Linked DNA regions of Mus musculus: region 2 is linked to region 1. A link is a loop called in an ENCODE intact Hi-C map of the cell type or tissue named here. Cell type or tissue: left cerebral cortex. All regions are shown on one strand. Each heading gives the region's core, and the rest is flanking DNA. Links, peaks and the distances in the headings are about the cores only.

The links. A loop is a pair of places that touch in the nucleus more often than their neighbours do. Peaks named below come from ENCODE experiments on the same cell type or tissue, not always from the same donor. Only the 100,000 strongest peaks of a DNase experiment are listed, where the experiment ranks them.
Region 2: a loop joins it to region 1, with 3 times the contacts of the local background. A loop is called at or near these places in 2 of 42 quality-filtered maps.

What each region holds. Positions count from the first base shown.
Region 1 is chr11:76,037,978-76,045,633 of GRCm38, reverse strand. No RefSeq gene overlaps it. Among named protein-coding and RNA genes, the nearest start is that of Rflnb, 14 kb to the right of the region's middle. In left cerebral cortex, for the core only: no CTCF peak of the experiment used is centred there; DNase peaks (open chromatin) are centred at 55, 1,066 and 2,556; H3K27ac peaks cover 1,139 bases.
Region 2 is chr11:75,867,035-75,874,690 of GRCm38, reverse strand. The region is part of intron 4 of Rph3al (rabphilin 3A-like (without C2 domains)); the gene reads left to right. Among named protein-coding and RNA genes, the nearest start is that of Rph3al, 40 kb to the left of the region's middle. In left cerebral cortex, for the core only: a CTCF peak has its summit at 4,515; DNase peaks (open chromatin) are centred at 4,687 and 5,497.

The DNA.
Region 1 (7,656 bases), core at 36-5,035:
GGATCCTGGGAAGGAGACTGTCTGCTGAGAGATACCGGGAATTTCCCTTGAAAGGGCTTTCTTGGCAGAAGCTGTGGGAAGGAAAAGAGTAAGTCTGACCGTCTGACTTCCCACTCGCTCAGATGCTTCAAGTCCAGAGTACTTTCCAGAGCCCTGAGACCTGGTGGCTGATGTAGTACCACAGCAGCACATCATGACTACTGCTGAGAAAAACCACCATGATACTGACCGTGCACACCAGGCTCAGAACCGGAAACAGCCCAGAGCACAGCCCAGCTCTTCTGCCTGTGCTGCCCACCACCAGCTCTTGAAATCCAGTTCTGCAGGGGAGTCACCCCACTTCCGGGAAACAGGCACCTTACCAGTGCAGACGTCACCCTGCTCTCGCTGCTCTTGAAACCAAGGCTCTGTTATGTGACCACAACTTCAGTGTGACCACCTTTATTGACAGCTTTCGTCCTGGTACTAAACGTGTTAGCTGTTAGAACAGAAAGATCTGGGCCCTAGACTTGATCCCAGATCCCAGACCCACTTCTTGAGCATGATCGCCACAGCAGGAAGGCTCGCCTGGTTATCTCCGGCTATCAGAGTGCTCAGCTCTGATCTGGGCCTCCTTCCTTTTCTCTCCTTTGTTCTCTTAACCCCTGGGCTACACACCAGCCCTAGAGCCTCATTTCTTCATCAGCACCTAGCCTGTTCTTGCTAGGAGGAATCACTCTCGTGTGTTAAGCATGTTTAAATTCTAATCAGAAAGAAAACAAGTAGCAAGGAAAAGATGTGTGGCCCTTGGTCAGGATGTATCACAACCCAGACAAGTGCAGAAGCTCACTGGGCCTTAGCTGGGGGCTGGGGGTCCCCTCTGTGCTGCCCTATTGGAAAGCAGGCATGTGGCTATCCCCAGACAGCACAGCCAAGTCAGCCACCTGCCACCCACCCTGGGGAGCTGAAGCCAGTGGGCTCCTCCCACCCCTGGCTACTGTGTACTGTGTGCTGTGCGCACACAGCTTATTAAACTTGTCTTTTTGGCTCATTCATGAGAGGCTGGTTTTCCAGCCAATCTCTATGGTGGTACTGAGCGGTCAAGCGGCTGTTTCTCCCAGTCAGTGGTCACAGCAGCGAAGTGACTGACTTGATGTATCACGCTGTCAGAAACCACGTAGGAGCCAGCAGATAGGTGTCAGTAGGAGTTATGTTAAATGTCTTCTTGATGAAGACTGAATCCAGCATGTTCTGTACAGCCTCTTCCTCACCTGGGGAATGCATTAGACTCCCTCGGGGCCCTCTGAGAAATGCAGATGTCTAGAGACTGAACTGTGAGTCTGCAGAGGAGCCTGCTGGGTCTATGCTTAGGAGCCACACAGGTGATTACAGTTGTCTGTCAGTATCCACAGGAGACTGCTTCCAGGACCACACACACCCCATGCAGATACTCTGTCTCTTCTATAAAATAGCACCGTGTGTGTAAACAATCCCAGCACATCCTTTAGTTGAATCTGAGTACCTCTGGACTATGTATAGTGCCTCATATAATGTAAATACTACATAAATAGTTGGGTTGCTGGGGTTGTTTTTGGTTTTTGATAGTGGTTTTGTTTTGTTTTAATACAGTCTCACAATGTGGTCCAGGCTGACCTTGAATTCATAACCCAAGCTGGATTCTCAGCTACAGGTGTGCACTTCCATACCTGGAAATAAATAGTTGTTAACACTGAGTGGCTTAGGGACTAGTCACAATTTAAAAACTAGTTTGTAGGCTCAGACAGGCCCAGTCCTCCCCACCTCCCAGACACTATTACTGCCTTTGGTTGAAACCACACTTGTGTGACCCACAGGTATAGAGGACCAACTGTAGAATGCTATCACCCCTTGCAGTGAAAAGAAAAGGACTTTATTGAAAGAGTCCTGTAGCCCATTTTCTCTGGCTATCTAACTTGAGGCTTCAGCCAGAAGCTTTGTCTATTATTGTTACTTCTACTTCAAAACATACATAGCTAGGCATATGGTACGTACCTTTAATTCTAATACTAAGGAGGCAGTGGAAGGCAGACCTCAGGAGTTAGAGGCCAGGCTGTGTAGTGGCTTCCAGACTAACCAGGGCTACATAGTAAGACCCTATAGCAGAAAAACAGAATGAACAACAGCAACAAAATTTAAGAGTTCTTTGCATATCTTCTGTTAGAGCAGATAGCTGGCTTAGAGATGTCAGGCTAGAGAAAGTTTCATTTAGACTATGCCTACAAAACAGGAGCCACAAAGAACCACTGGCCTCTCACAGAGCCTTGCAGGTTCAAAGCCTTGGGTTCATGTCTGTCACTGAAAAGAAAATTCTTTTCTGGCAGAACAAAGACTCAGCACCCAAGACTCTGCCCAGCACCCAGAAAGGTGCCCATTGTGCATACATCTCAAGTGGCTCTTAGAACAGAGAGCGCAGGTCCTGCCTGCTGCCTGCTGTGGGGGTGTTACTCAGGCCCATCCCCTTTGAGTTGCTATTGGAAGAGGAAGCCTGGCTCCCTGTTTACAGAAGGCTCAGGGAAGTGCCAGAAACACGCAGCTGGAAATGTCATTCCTCTCCCTAGGAAGCGAGGTCTCAAAATAACCAGTTTGCTTGAGGGGGAAGGCAAGTTCCACACTTCTTGTCTACTCCAAGTTGGATTCCCAAAAATAAAATAGTTCGGGCTGACTGCATCGGGCCATTTAAGTAGCCTTGGAAACAGGCTTGTGAAAAGCCAGCAGACATGAAGAGAACCATTACGTTTTACAAATGAAATAAAAATTTCCAGTCCCATCCTAACTGTCCGTCAAAAAAGCATGTTGAACCTGCAGAATTTTGCACCTTTGGGAGATGTAAATTTCTCTCAAAAAAAAGATCATTCTTTTGTGTAAGTGTCTTTCCTTTTGCCCATCTGGAATTAATTTCTTGGTGCATCTTGAAATACAAAAATACTTCAGTTAATTAAAGCATTACTGAATGTCATTTGCTAGAATGTCTTCTCTACTGCTGACAGAAAACAGAAGGGACCCTAGGAAGAGCCTCGAGCTTCCCTTCCAGCAGTGAGGCAGGTGGAGGGAACAGTCTAAAGAGAACGTGGCAGTCCTGAGCCATCGCTGGCCGTCCAACTGCAGTGGCACCCAGCGTCTGAATGTGTGTCAAGTGTTCTGCTTCTGGTTTGGATTCCACTTTGCACCGAGTTTCCATCCCTTGGCTTTCCCTCCCCTTCCTGTCCCAGTCTCAGCCCAGTTTCCCATGTGGCTGCCCAGAGATCCCTTGCCTATGCAGAGCAACTTAGTCCTGTCTCCTCCACAGCTGGGTGGGCATTCTGCAATGAGATCTTTTAGGGAATTCTGATGTTTCTTTCAACAGTGGAAAATCTGCTGCAGCACTTCCATTAGTCTGGCCTGAGATCTTTACTTACTTTCCATCCATCGTCACCAGCTCCTGCTTCCACAGGCCAGCCAGGGATGACTCTCTTGAGAAAAGAAGCACTTCCGATTACCCACCCTGGAGGGCTTCGTGTAGGATGATTTTCCTACCAGTCCTCCGCCTTCTCACCTACAAAGCCAGGCAAAGGGAGCACTGGTGAGCAGTGGCCTATGAAGAATGTGTCCACTGGAAACAAAAGCAGACCGGGATGGAAACTTCCACAGAATCCCTGCTCTGCAGGTCTGGTCCTAGCACTCTGACATTGGGCCAGACATTGATCCTCTGTGCCTTAGCTTGTAACATCTGTGAAAAAGGATTATAAATCTTTTCAGTAATCTTTGGAGGTTTTTGTTTTGTTTTGTTTTGTTTTAATGAGACAGATAGATCCAGGCTGGCCTTGATTTCGCTAATTAGCAAGGCTGGCCTTGAAGTCCTGTTCTTCCTGCTTCTGCCTCCCAAGTGCTAATATTGAAGGAGTATGTGCCACTAACCCCAGCTCTTCCCAGTGACCTGAGGCAGGAGGATTTCTGTGAGTTTGAAGCCAGCCTGGGCTACATAGTTCTAGACCAACTGGGTTGCAGAATGAGACCGTGCCTCTGAGACACAGAGTCAACGGGGCTGTACAGGTCGCACTGGACCAGGTGTGAGTCTGTCTCTCTGGGCCGAGGTAAATGAAAGCTTGTTATCATTCGCCACGGCTGAGTCTGTGGCTGGAAGGACTGACAGTAGGTGTGTAGCCTCAAGTGGCCAGTCTGCCTTCCCTGGGCTGACTTTAATCAGACAGCCAAGTAGAAATGTATCCTGCTTTCCTGACCCAGCTGCATTCACAGCCAACAGCACAAGGTCAGCTTTTACCTTTTTAGGTTATGATGGTGATACCCACCTGACTCAAGAGGTCTTGAAGCCTCCCATTCTGCACTCCTCTTGCCCTGGCAGCATCTACTTCCTCTAGCCATTAGTAATAAACCTACAGACATGGAAGAGAGCTTCCTCTCCTGGCGGTGTTGGCCAGGGTACCCACTTCAGAAAGCGGGACACATTTCCTTTGAATGCACTGCCAAAGGCCATCTTCCAAAACAGTGCTTTGTGTACAGTGTCTAGTCCGTGGCTCCTCTCTCCAGTTATTTTTACCTGAAAGCCTGTTGTTGTCTCCTGGGGTTTTGTGAGGTTTGGTTTTTGACCTATAGTAACCCCCAAATTATGGAGAGACAGGCAGTCCTAATTGGAAAAGCTGCAGTTGGCTCACAGAATGGAATCCATTAAATGCTTGACAAAGAATCTTAGTTGTTTTCCACCCCCACCCCCCAAGGCTGCCTAATTACCTGCGTTCAGGGGCAAAGTTCCTACCTAGCCTTGTGGGATGGTGACTCAGAGAATGTGGAGTGAAGAGAGTGATTATAAATTAAAATTTATGGGGGCAGGGTTTGGTAATGGACTCCTATAATCCTGGTACCGGGGAGGCTGAGGCAGGATGCTCAGGAGCCAGAAGCCGCTCTGTAGGGTTGGGGATATAGCTCCAGTAGAGTGCTTGCTGAGCACCTGCAGCGTCTGTGCCACTCACAACCATCTTACAGCACTACCAACCACAATGCCAAAGGCTCTTTACCAAAACAAACTGGGACAAACCCCAGTGTGAAATGCTCGGTCAGCTAAGACTGTTTCCCACTTAATCTGAGACCTCTTTCAACTTCTGCTTCATAATCAAATGGAATTTGCACAATTTCCACGCCTCCTTCTGTTTGGGACAATTTTTCAACAAGTCAGAAATTAAGACCAGCTTCTCAACAAACTCCCCCCCCCCCCCACCACCACCACCATTTCCAAGGCCAAGAAAAGTCTTTACAAAGGCGCCACGGCTTTCTAGAAGGAAGTGGTGGCAAGCAACTAGCTGCTCCTGCCTGCTTGGTTTGTGTTACGGTGCAAGGAAGCTGCACTCCGTGATGGCCATCAAAGGCAGCCACTGAGTAGCAAACAGGAGTGCAGCTCATACGTGGTGGTGCACGCCTTTAATCCCAGCACTCGGGAGGCAGAGGCAGGCAGATTTCTGAGTTCAAGGCCAGCCTGGTCTACAGAGTGAGTTCCAGGACAGCCAGGGCCACACAGAGAAACCCTGTCTCGAAAAAAAACAAAAACAAAAACAAAACAAAAAAAAAAACCCAAAACCAAAAAAACAAAGGGGAACAACCATTCACTGACATCTCTCCGCACAGACCCAGCCTCAGGGGAGTCTTAACTCTGTGTGTGTGTGTGTGTGTGTGTGTGTGTGTGTGTGTGTGTGTGATCCCCGGGAACTGGAGTTATTACTGATGGTTATGAGCCACACTGTGAGTGCTGGGAATCCATCCCCAGTTCTCTGGGAGAACAGCCAATGCTTGTTAACAGCTGAGCCATCTCTCCAGTCCTCTCTCCTCTTTTTGAAGTGAGTTTTTTACTCTACAGTCCAAGCTGATCTCAAACTGTGTCAATCCTCCTGTCTTGGCCTCCTAAGTGCTAGAATTGCAAACATTAGTCATACCTATTGTATGCTCTTTTAACTTTGAATTATATATTTTTCAAATTTATTTTAGTGTTTACACACACATGAGTAGAGCATTATGGAGGTCATAGGACAATTTTCAGGAGTTAATTTACTTCTAGTATGTGGGTCCTACTGATTAACTTGGGTTGTCAGGCTTGGCAGTTAGCACCAACTCTGAGTCATCTTGCCAGCTCTTGACCCAGGTATTGGCTCTGAGACTGGCACTCTTCACTGTCAAATAGGAATATAAGAGGGTGGCTTGGTCCTGGGCCCTAGCTGTCAGGGCCATCTGTGTCTTCCACTGTGAGAGAGGAAAGGTGGCAAATTCCAGATCAGACAGACGCATAACAAGACCTTCTCTTAAGCCTATTTATTAAGTAGGGTTAGATCCATTTTGTGTGTGGGACCAGGAAACCCAGAGAGAGTGTGACATGTCCAGGAAGAGGCAGAGCCAGGATCTCAACAAAGCCACCTTCTATCTTTCTAGATTTCATGCACTCCTCCATAGTTTTAAGTTTTATAAGCTATGAGGTCCTTGCTGTACAAAATAGCTGTGGAAATACTATTATTATTAATAGCATGTCTTGAGTTTAAATCTTTTCAAAGGAAATCAGAGAAGATGTTGAAACTCATATTTTAGGGTATGTGATACCCTGAGGCAGAAGGATGAAGGGATGCCCTCCACTGCCTAGAAAGATGGATAGCTCGGTGGTCCAGAGAAGTTGTTGCTCTTGCAGAGGACGACGGGGATTTGGTTCCCAGCACCCACTAATTCTAGTTCCAGAGGATCTGATGCCTTCTCTGGCCTCCTTGGGCTCCAGGCATGTTAGGCCACCCTGGACTACAGAGTGAGTTACTGACACTGTTACTGTTCTTTACAAAGGCCAGATGTGGTGGCACATACCTTTAACTAGCACTTGGGAGGCAAAGGTAAGCAGATCTTTGTACATTCATGGCCAGCCAGGTCTATAGAGAGAATTCCAGGACAACCAGGGCTACATAACGAGTCTCAAAACAAGAATAAAAGAAAGGAAAACATACTTTGCACCTGAGGTCTTGAATGACCTCATAATTTACGTTTCAACCCAGCATCTAATTTACTGCTGCTTGCTTTGTTTTTGCAGACTTGAGAAATCTTGATTTGAAAAATTGAAAACAAGCTGAGTGTGGTGACACACCCTTTAAACAGCACTTGGGAGGCAGAGGCAAGCGGATCTCAGAATCTGGGCTACAGCCTGGGCTACAGAGTGAGTTCCAGGACAGCCAGGACTACACAGAGGAAAGGAAAGGAAAGGAAAGGAAAGGAAAGGAAAGGAAAGGAAAGGAAAGGAAAGGAAAGGAAAGGAAAGGAAAGGAAAGGAAAGGAAAGGAAAGGAAAGGAAAGGAAAGGAAAGGGAAAACAGTATCCTTCCAACCACAGATATCCCCTCAACGTGTGTGTGTGTGTGTGTGTGTGTGTGTGTGTGTGTGTGTGTGTGTTTACAGGCATGCATCCACCACAGTGTGCATGTTGAAGTAGAAGAAACAGCATTGGGTGTTGTGTCACTTCCCACCTTTGTTCGTGACAGGGTCTCTCTCGCTGTTCACTGCTGCAACACCAGGCCAGCTGGCTCCCCAAGCTTCCTGTGAGAACTTGTCTTTGCCTCCTGTCCCCTGATGGGACACTGGGCGGGGGCGGGAGGGGGTAGGTGAGGGGGAGGCTATTTACAGATGCAGC
Region 2 (7,656 bases), core at 1,411-6,410, 170 kb after region 1:
GTGTTGCCCTTTGCCTCCATGCTGTCACAGGGTGGGATAGATCTCCAGCCTTGCTGCATGGGAAGCCAAGAGTCCACCACCACCCAGGACCCTGCCTGCAGTGTAGATTACAGATCACAGTGGATTCCTAGGCCCAGAGAGATGGCCCAAGGGATGAGAGGGCTCTACACAGCTGGGACATGGCTTTCTAGACTTGACTATTGGTAGGGAAAAGACAGAAGCCACACTGAAAAAGCAGGGGAAAGTACAGGCCAAGTGGAAACGGATCTAAATGAAAGGTATTGTTAATGTATTATTAATGATCTATAAAGTTCAGCTAAACCCTAGTCAGTAAGCTGGCAGTCCCCAAAGGTGGCCACAGTGGTTACCTTATTCATTCTACGTAGATTTTTTTTTTATATATTATTATTTCCTAGTTGGTACTTCTAATCAGTTTCAACCATCACTTGAGGTTGTCCTGCCTCAGCCTCCCAGGCACTTGGGTTTTGCATGTAACTAACTGGCTGTATAGCCCAGCCACCCCTCCCAGGTCTCCAGTCCCCCGTGCTCTGGCAAGCTGGTCTCCATGATAACAAGTGGACAGACTCTGAAGAGTGTGAAGATGTAAAGAAACTAAAAAAGACCAGGCCCCTGTGTACTTAATGGCTTGTGGGATGCACTTAGGAAGGGAGGTAGAGGCATACAGTCCAAGGATGGACAGAGTGTGGCAAGCTGAGTGTGGCTGTCCCATGCATAGGAAGAGGAAACGGGATGAGATTCAGTGTATGTTGTGAAGTAGTCTCCAAGCTGGACAGGAGAAGGCTGCTGCAAGCAGTACGGTCATTCTGCTTCAAAAGCCGGTTGAAGCTTTACTGTATTTGGCAATTAAAGCTTTTATCTGGCAGAACTGGGGGACGGCTCAGTGGCTAATAAGATTGCCGCACAAGCCCGAGGGCCCAAGTTCAGATCCCTAGCATACATGTGAGAAGCTTGGCATGTTGCTGCCTTAGCTCCAGTGCTGGGGCAGGGAAAGAGGATTCCTAGAGCTCACGGGTCAGCTGGCTTGGCAGTCAGTGAGCTCCAGGTTCAAGGAGAGACTCTGTTTTTAAAAAACAAGGTGGAGAGAGGAGGGGAGAGCATCTCAGAGGAGAAGAAGCAAGGTGGCTGAGGACATGTACCCACATGGCGTTTTCCAGAGACAAGTAGCTATGATTTCACAAGGTTAGAAGTATTGGGATAAAGCTTCTATCATTATCAATTGGCTCTGAAATTATTGCATTGGCATCTTGTAAATTGTGCTATTATAGATACATAAATCTGGTTGGTTAATTAAAACAAGAAAAAATGGTGGAGAACAATAGATGAAGACACCTAATGTTGACCTCTGACCTCTTTGTGCATTCATAGTCTCACACACATGCATACACACACACACACCTACACACACGTGCATTAGCACTTTCGTATTTGGATATCTGACCCAGGAAGGAGTCTCTGTTAACATGTTTGGTTCCTGCCTTATGCCCACCACTTCTTTCAACTCATGTTTCCCTCCATCCTGGAAAACCTTAAAGCTTTTCACCCATGATACTGATTTTTCTTTTTAATATCTGATTTAAGTACTTTGCTAGTTTTTATATCAATACAAGTGCATGAACAGCCAAAAGGGAAAGAGTCTTGAGGCTGGAGATGTAGCTCAAGTGGTAGACACTTAATAACAGCCCATTCCAAGCCCTGGGTTCAATGCCCACACTGCAAACAAATATACATGCATGCATGCATACATACATACATACATACATACATGGATACACACATTAAAATAGAGATACACTAGGGCTGGAAAGATGGCTCATTGGTTACGAGTGTGTGGGGGGGCTACTTTTGCAGAGAACCCAAGTTCAATTCCCAGAACCCAGGATGGACAGTTCAAAATCATTTTTATTTAATGTGCATTCGTGTTTTGCCTGGATGTACGTCTGTGCAAGAATGTCAGATCTTTGAGTTACAGTTGTGAGCTGCCATTTGGGTGCTGGGAGTTGACCCCAGGTCCTCTGGAAGAGCAGGCAGTGCTCTTAACTGCCGAGCATCTCTGCATCCCAATTCACAACCTTTTGTAACCCAGGCTCCTGGGGTTCTGACATCTCTAGCATTTGCAGGCACTTGTGCTGTGTGTGCACACCCGTACTCAATGCATAGTTCAAGATATAAACAATTCTGGGAATCTTGACATCTACGCAGGAAGATGGTCACAACGGCATGCACCCATACCATAGCCACTGAGGCGCTTAAGTCTGGAAGCTAAAGTCTTTCCTGAGCATAGCAAGACTCCATGTCAAAAACAATTTCTACAGCCATGTGTGCCTGAAGGGTCATAATAGAACTGATAGGAACTAGCCAGTACCCAAGTCAAGCGTGTGGTCAGGACACATCTGCCTTTGAGTGCAGCGTCCTGCCTTCATTTTCTGAGCTGGCTGCTCTAATGTTGTGATTCTGAAACTGAGCATGTCAATGCATGCATATGCATTTGTCCTGCCTGTCTCTATTTCCTGCTGTGGACCCTCTCCCCTGCAATCTCCCTCTAGTCCTTTTTCTCCCATTGGTGATTTCAGGGTCTCTGTTCCTTTGCTGTTAGGAACGATCCTCCACTAGCCACTCAGTTATCCCTGGGAACAGAGAAGAGAGTTTCTCTTAGGCCATAATACATGCTCATCTTTGACTTCATGTGACTCCCAGTTATATGTCAGAGAAGCCAACTGATGCTCTTATGAGCATTAGGCACAGGTCCCCCTCCAGCCACTCAGCTGTCACTCTCCTGGCTCCTGGCTCCTGGCTCCTGGCTCCTGCCTCCAGTGCAGGCTCAGCTGCTGCTATTTCCTCCCATTTTCATTTCTTCCCTTTCTGCCCAGGTCTACAGCCTTCCTTTTGGGTTACTATTTGTTTGCCTCTAATTTTCAATCCTCCTGCCTCAAAACACTCAATCTGTTCTCCAGGCTCTGTTTCCTAGACCAGCATTCATCTTTTCAAGACGCTGAATGACTCTCCATTTCCCTCTGAACCTGGCAAGCACATTCATGCAGTTCCCATGTGTCCTGTGAGTTGGTGTCTCTAGAGTTGTCCCTACCCTGTCCGCGTCTATGTCAGTTTTCCCAGGTTCAAGGTTCCCCTGGTCGTTAGTCTTCTGATGCATGGAGCCCAGTAGACCAAGGCTGACCTGGAAACAGTAGGAAAACTTCTCACATCCCCTTCTCTGCTAGGAACTTTTACCTGTGTCATTCTACGTCTCAGAAGCAGCGCCTGTGATTCTCTGTGGCCATTAGAAAGGGGTCAGGCCCCAAGGACATTAGCCCCTCTTTGTGCCATCTCCTCTGCACCCCCGGCTCTGCTCCCCTGGGTGGGAGCCCGACTGAGGTAAATCCCAGATGCAATTTACATTGCCAGCCCGGCTGTGTCTGGGAATCTCATCTCTTGAGGATGGTAGCAGGGATGAAAGACAAAGGATGGCTCTGTGTGCCACAGACCACTCTGCTAGGCCAGGCCTGAGTGTGACATCACACACTTAATCCCCTCCATCACATGCTAGGCAGGCAGGCCTGGCTACAGCCTCATCCCTGCTTGCAGTCTTTAGTTCCACCTCTCACAGGTCTCCACCGGTATGTCACTTGGGGTTGGAGGAGACCCCCCTGGAGGCTCTAAACTTGGCACTAAAGGTAGCAAACTGAAAATTAATGTACTGTGTAGCCTTTCTTCCCCATCTATTAAAAAGCAAAAGCAAAAAAAAATCAAAAGCCATGATTCACCCAAAGCTGTCCTGCAATCAGTGGAAAGGTTAATTAGAATCTAGATCCCCCTGCATTCTTGAAACCATTCCCCCAGCCTCTAACAGGTAGAAGCTAAAGCTGCAGGCTTTGTTATCCAAGGGGATGAGCTAAGAAGGGGTGAACAGCAATTTGTAAGTAATTGAAAGCTGATTAATACAATTAGAGCGCTCTTCTTTACCCTGGCAGTCTCCTGTGCTTTCACACACACAATCCTGATTAGACCCAGGCAGAGCCTGCACCCGCTGACAGTACTGCGGCTTCCCGCAGCAGTTTGCACAGAAAGGTGTTTAAGTAATGCTTTTTGATCCAAAGGGGAATTGGCAAAGAGAAGTGCCTGCTCTGACCATTTCATAACCTCTTGCCCGCAACATGCCTCTGATCTGCTTCCCAGTCTTATCACTAGTGATCCTGACTAGGGGCCCATGGGCCCATGCCCACTGAAGCTGGGGTATACCCACTTCCCCTCACTCACTCTTCACAGAATAGGGAAAGTGAAGATAGGAAAGTGCCTTTTGTTTGAGCCCACCCAGACTGGAGGTGAGTGGTACTCTAATAGGGTCATACACTGGCAGAGCTGTCCCTCACCTGGGCTTCACAGGAGAGTCTGGGACAGCCCCCACCCCCTCCCCACCCCCCAATCCCCATCCAATTGCCTGTGACTGCTGAGCCCAGCACCTCAGCACCTGCCTCCCTGGCTGGCGGCCTGTGTCACTGCAGGCTGCCATCTGCCTCACCATGCTGAATGTCTCCATTGCTTGCAGTTTGGATTCTTGCTGCAAACAGCTTTGCCTGAGGGCCCCTTTCACAGGCCCGTGAGCGCACTGAGGAGTGGGTGGCTTTGCAGGGACAGGTGGCTGCCTGAGTACCCTACCATCTGTCCCTGGCTTGCTCTCAGCTGCTGTAGCAACATTCCTGGGGGACCTGGGTGGCCACACTTCCTCAGTGTGTTGTTGGTCACCTCCCACGCTGCCGCAGCTCTGTCAAACAGCCCCCGGTCGCAGCTATCTCCTGGCCTCCCACACAGGCACAAGTGGCAGCAGGAGGAGGCTCCTGGCACCCACCAGGTCCCAGAGCAGTTTGCCTATCTGGACGCCCCCACCAGTAGCATCCTCGAAGACAGACTGACCCACTCCCACCTTCCTGTCACTTGTTTGAAGTGCCAGTCTGAGCCCCCGCATAGGAAGTTTTACCCTGAGATGCCAACAGATCCCAAAGAGAAGAACTTCACCACAACCCCAACATAGTCCTCTGTGGTAACTGTATATACACACACACACACACACCAGAAAGGCTAATAATGACAATAGATGTTGGTCACATCCATCTTCCTCACAGAAGCCCAGCAAGGGACTCAGGATTTTGTCCCCATGACAGAAGGAATAGCTGAGGCTCAAAGAAAGGTCACTTGCCCAAAGACCCCAAGGAGTGATTAATGGAGCCAGGAGTTAAAGCTAGCTGTGTCTTCTTCCAAAATGCACTCTAACAAGACTGCCTTGTAGCCATTCATTCATTCATTCATTCGCTCCTTCCTTCCTTCCTTCCTTGGGTATTTTCTATGTGCCTATACTGTTTCAGACTCTTAGAAAACAGTAATGAGCAAAGCATCCAAATGTCCCTTTCCTAAGCTCTCACTTAGCACAGGTGAGAAACTTACAGTACAGCGTGAGCAAGCTAGGAAGGAAGGAAGGCTGTCTTAGTCAGGGCTGCTATTGCTGTAATGATACACCATGACCAAGCAAGCTGACAGGAAAGGGTTTCTGTGGCTTACGCTTCCAAATCACTGTTCATCATCAAAGGAAGTCAGGACGGGAACTCAAGCAGGTCAGGAACCTGGAGGCAGGAGCTGATGCAGAGGCCATGGAGGGATGCTGCTTACTGGCTTGCTTCACGTGGCTTGTTAGCCTGCCATCTTATAGCTTACAGGACCTCCAGCCCAGGAATGGTACCACCCACAATGGGTTGGGCCCTCCCTCATCAATCACTAAGAAAATGCCCTACACGTTTGCCTAAAGTCTGATCTTTATGGAGGCATTTTCTCAGTTGAGACTCCCTCCTCTTTGATGACTCTAGCTTGTGTCAAGTTGACATAACCAGCTAGCACAAATGGCATCATCTGTTGGATACTGAAAAGGAAGCTAGCACAAGGTGGAGGGAGCAGAACTGAAGAGGATGTCACCATGTCACACTCATCAGGGTGGCTGTCCTAAAGCAAGCAGTGTCGTGGTAAACCTGGACCCAGTCCACTGTGCACTGCTGACAAAAATACAGAACAGTGGGGCTGCTGTAGAGGAGTGTGGCAGATTCTCGAGGTATTTCTGTAGAATTAGCCCATTATCTAGCATTCTAGATGGTGGATATTTGCAGCCGCTGATTTAGCTGAAATGTCAAGGGTTAAAAGCAGGGGCTCACACAGATACTGCACGCACATATGCCTGGCAGTAGCGTTCGCTGGGACTGAAGGAGAAGACCACCCAAGTGCCTTCAGGACAAGTGGCTAAGTGAAATGCACTATACACACCACTCACTTCATGTGGCCTCCCGAGGGACCGACATTGTCACACAGCCTACCACATGGATGAACCTTGAGGTTAGGTGCTGGGTGACAGAAACCCAGTCACACCAGGACAAACACTGGGGGATTGCTCTTAAGAGAGATAGCTAGAGCTATCCAAGGAGATGGGAGGGGAATGGCAGGTACTGGTGCTTGGGGGGGGGGGTGCTGAGGCGGGGAAGGGGGGGTTGATTCGCATGATATGGGGCGGAGCTTCAGTTTGGAAGGTGACTGGAGCCCCGTGGATGGAGGGTGGAGGCACAACAGTGTGCTTGCAGTTAACAGTGCTGAACTGTAAGGCTAAAACTGGTTACGGTTGTAGATTTTGTTACCACAGTTGAGAAATAACTGGGCAGGCCAGTGCATGTGCCATTTTACTTTTAATGTAGTCATATCCGTGACTACAAAAGCAACTCCCAAAAGTAAAGGGGGTCATTTTGTCTCACCATTTGAAGGTACGCTGTCCATCTTGGCATGGGGCGGGGGAGCAGGGGAGGGAGAAGGCAAGGCGGATAGAATTCAAGGTGGCTGGTCACGCTGTGTCTGTAGTCAAGAAGCGAAAGAATTCTGATGGCGCCCAGTATTTTTATCAACTTGGACAGTACTGCTTGCATTTAGGATGGGTCTTCCTTCTTCAGTTAAGCCTCCCTAGAGAACTCTTGTGGCTACATCCCCAGCCGCATCTCCTAGGGGACTCCAAATCCAGTTAAGGTGACAGGGAAGGCAAATGTCACTGGGTCCTTTCCAGAAGGCTGGGTTTCAGCATAGACTTGAGGCAGGTATAATGGGGAGGCTAAAGGGCATCTAAGCAAAGACCAGAATAACACAGTGGAAATCCTCAGTCGCATATCATGTCCAGAGACCTGAGGCTCCCGACCTTGTAGTGCTGGGGTCTTCTGAGGCAAATACTGGAGCATGGTCCCCAAAGCCTCAGCACTCAGTAGGTCAGCATCGTCCTTTCTGGAGGTGGGTCTCTGGCCCGCAAGTCTTCAATTAGTTGTGTCATTTACTGAGTGCTTTAAGTTATTAAGCCACCCTTAGGAATACACTCAGGAGCGGACATCACTGGGGACCCTATCATCTGTGAGATTTACCTTGACTACACCAGGGTACATGGTACCTACGTTCCCAGCTGGTGTGACTTCAGCCTGATGGTGCATCGCTTCTGGTCCCTCCCACTCTGTCTGTCAGGCCTGTGTGGTCGTGGTTTGGCTTTGTCATACCTGTACCTCTAGGGAGTGTCTGAATTTGGTCTCTCTCTTGCACTAATTTGAATAAAACGTGATCCAAGCTTCCAGCTTGTTT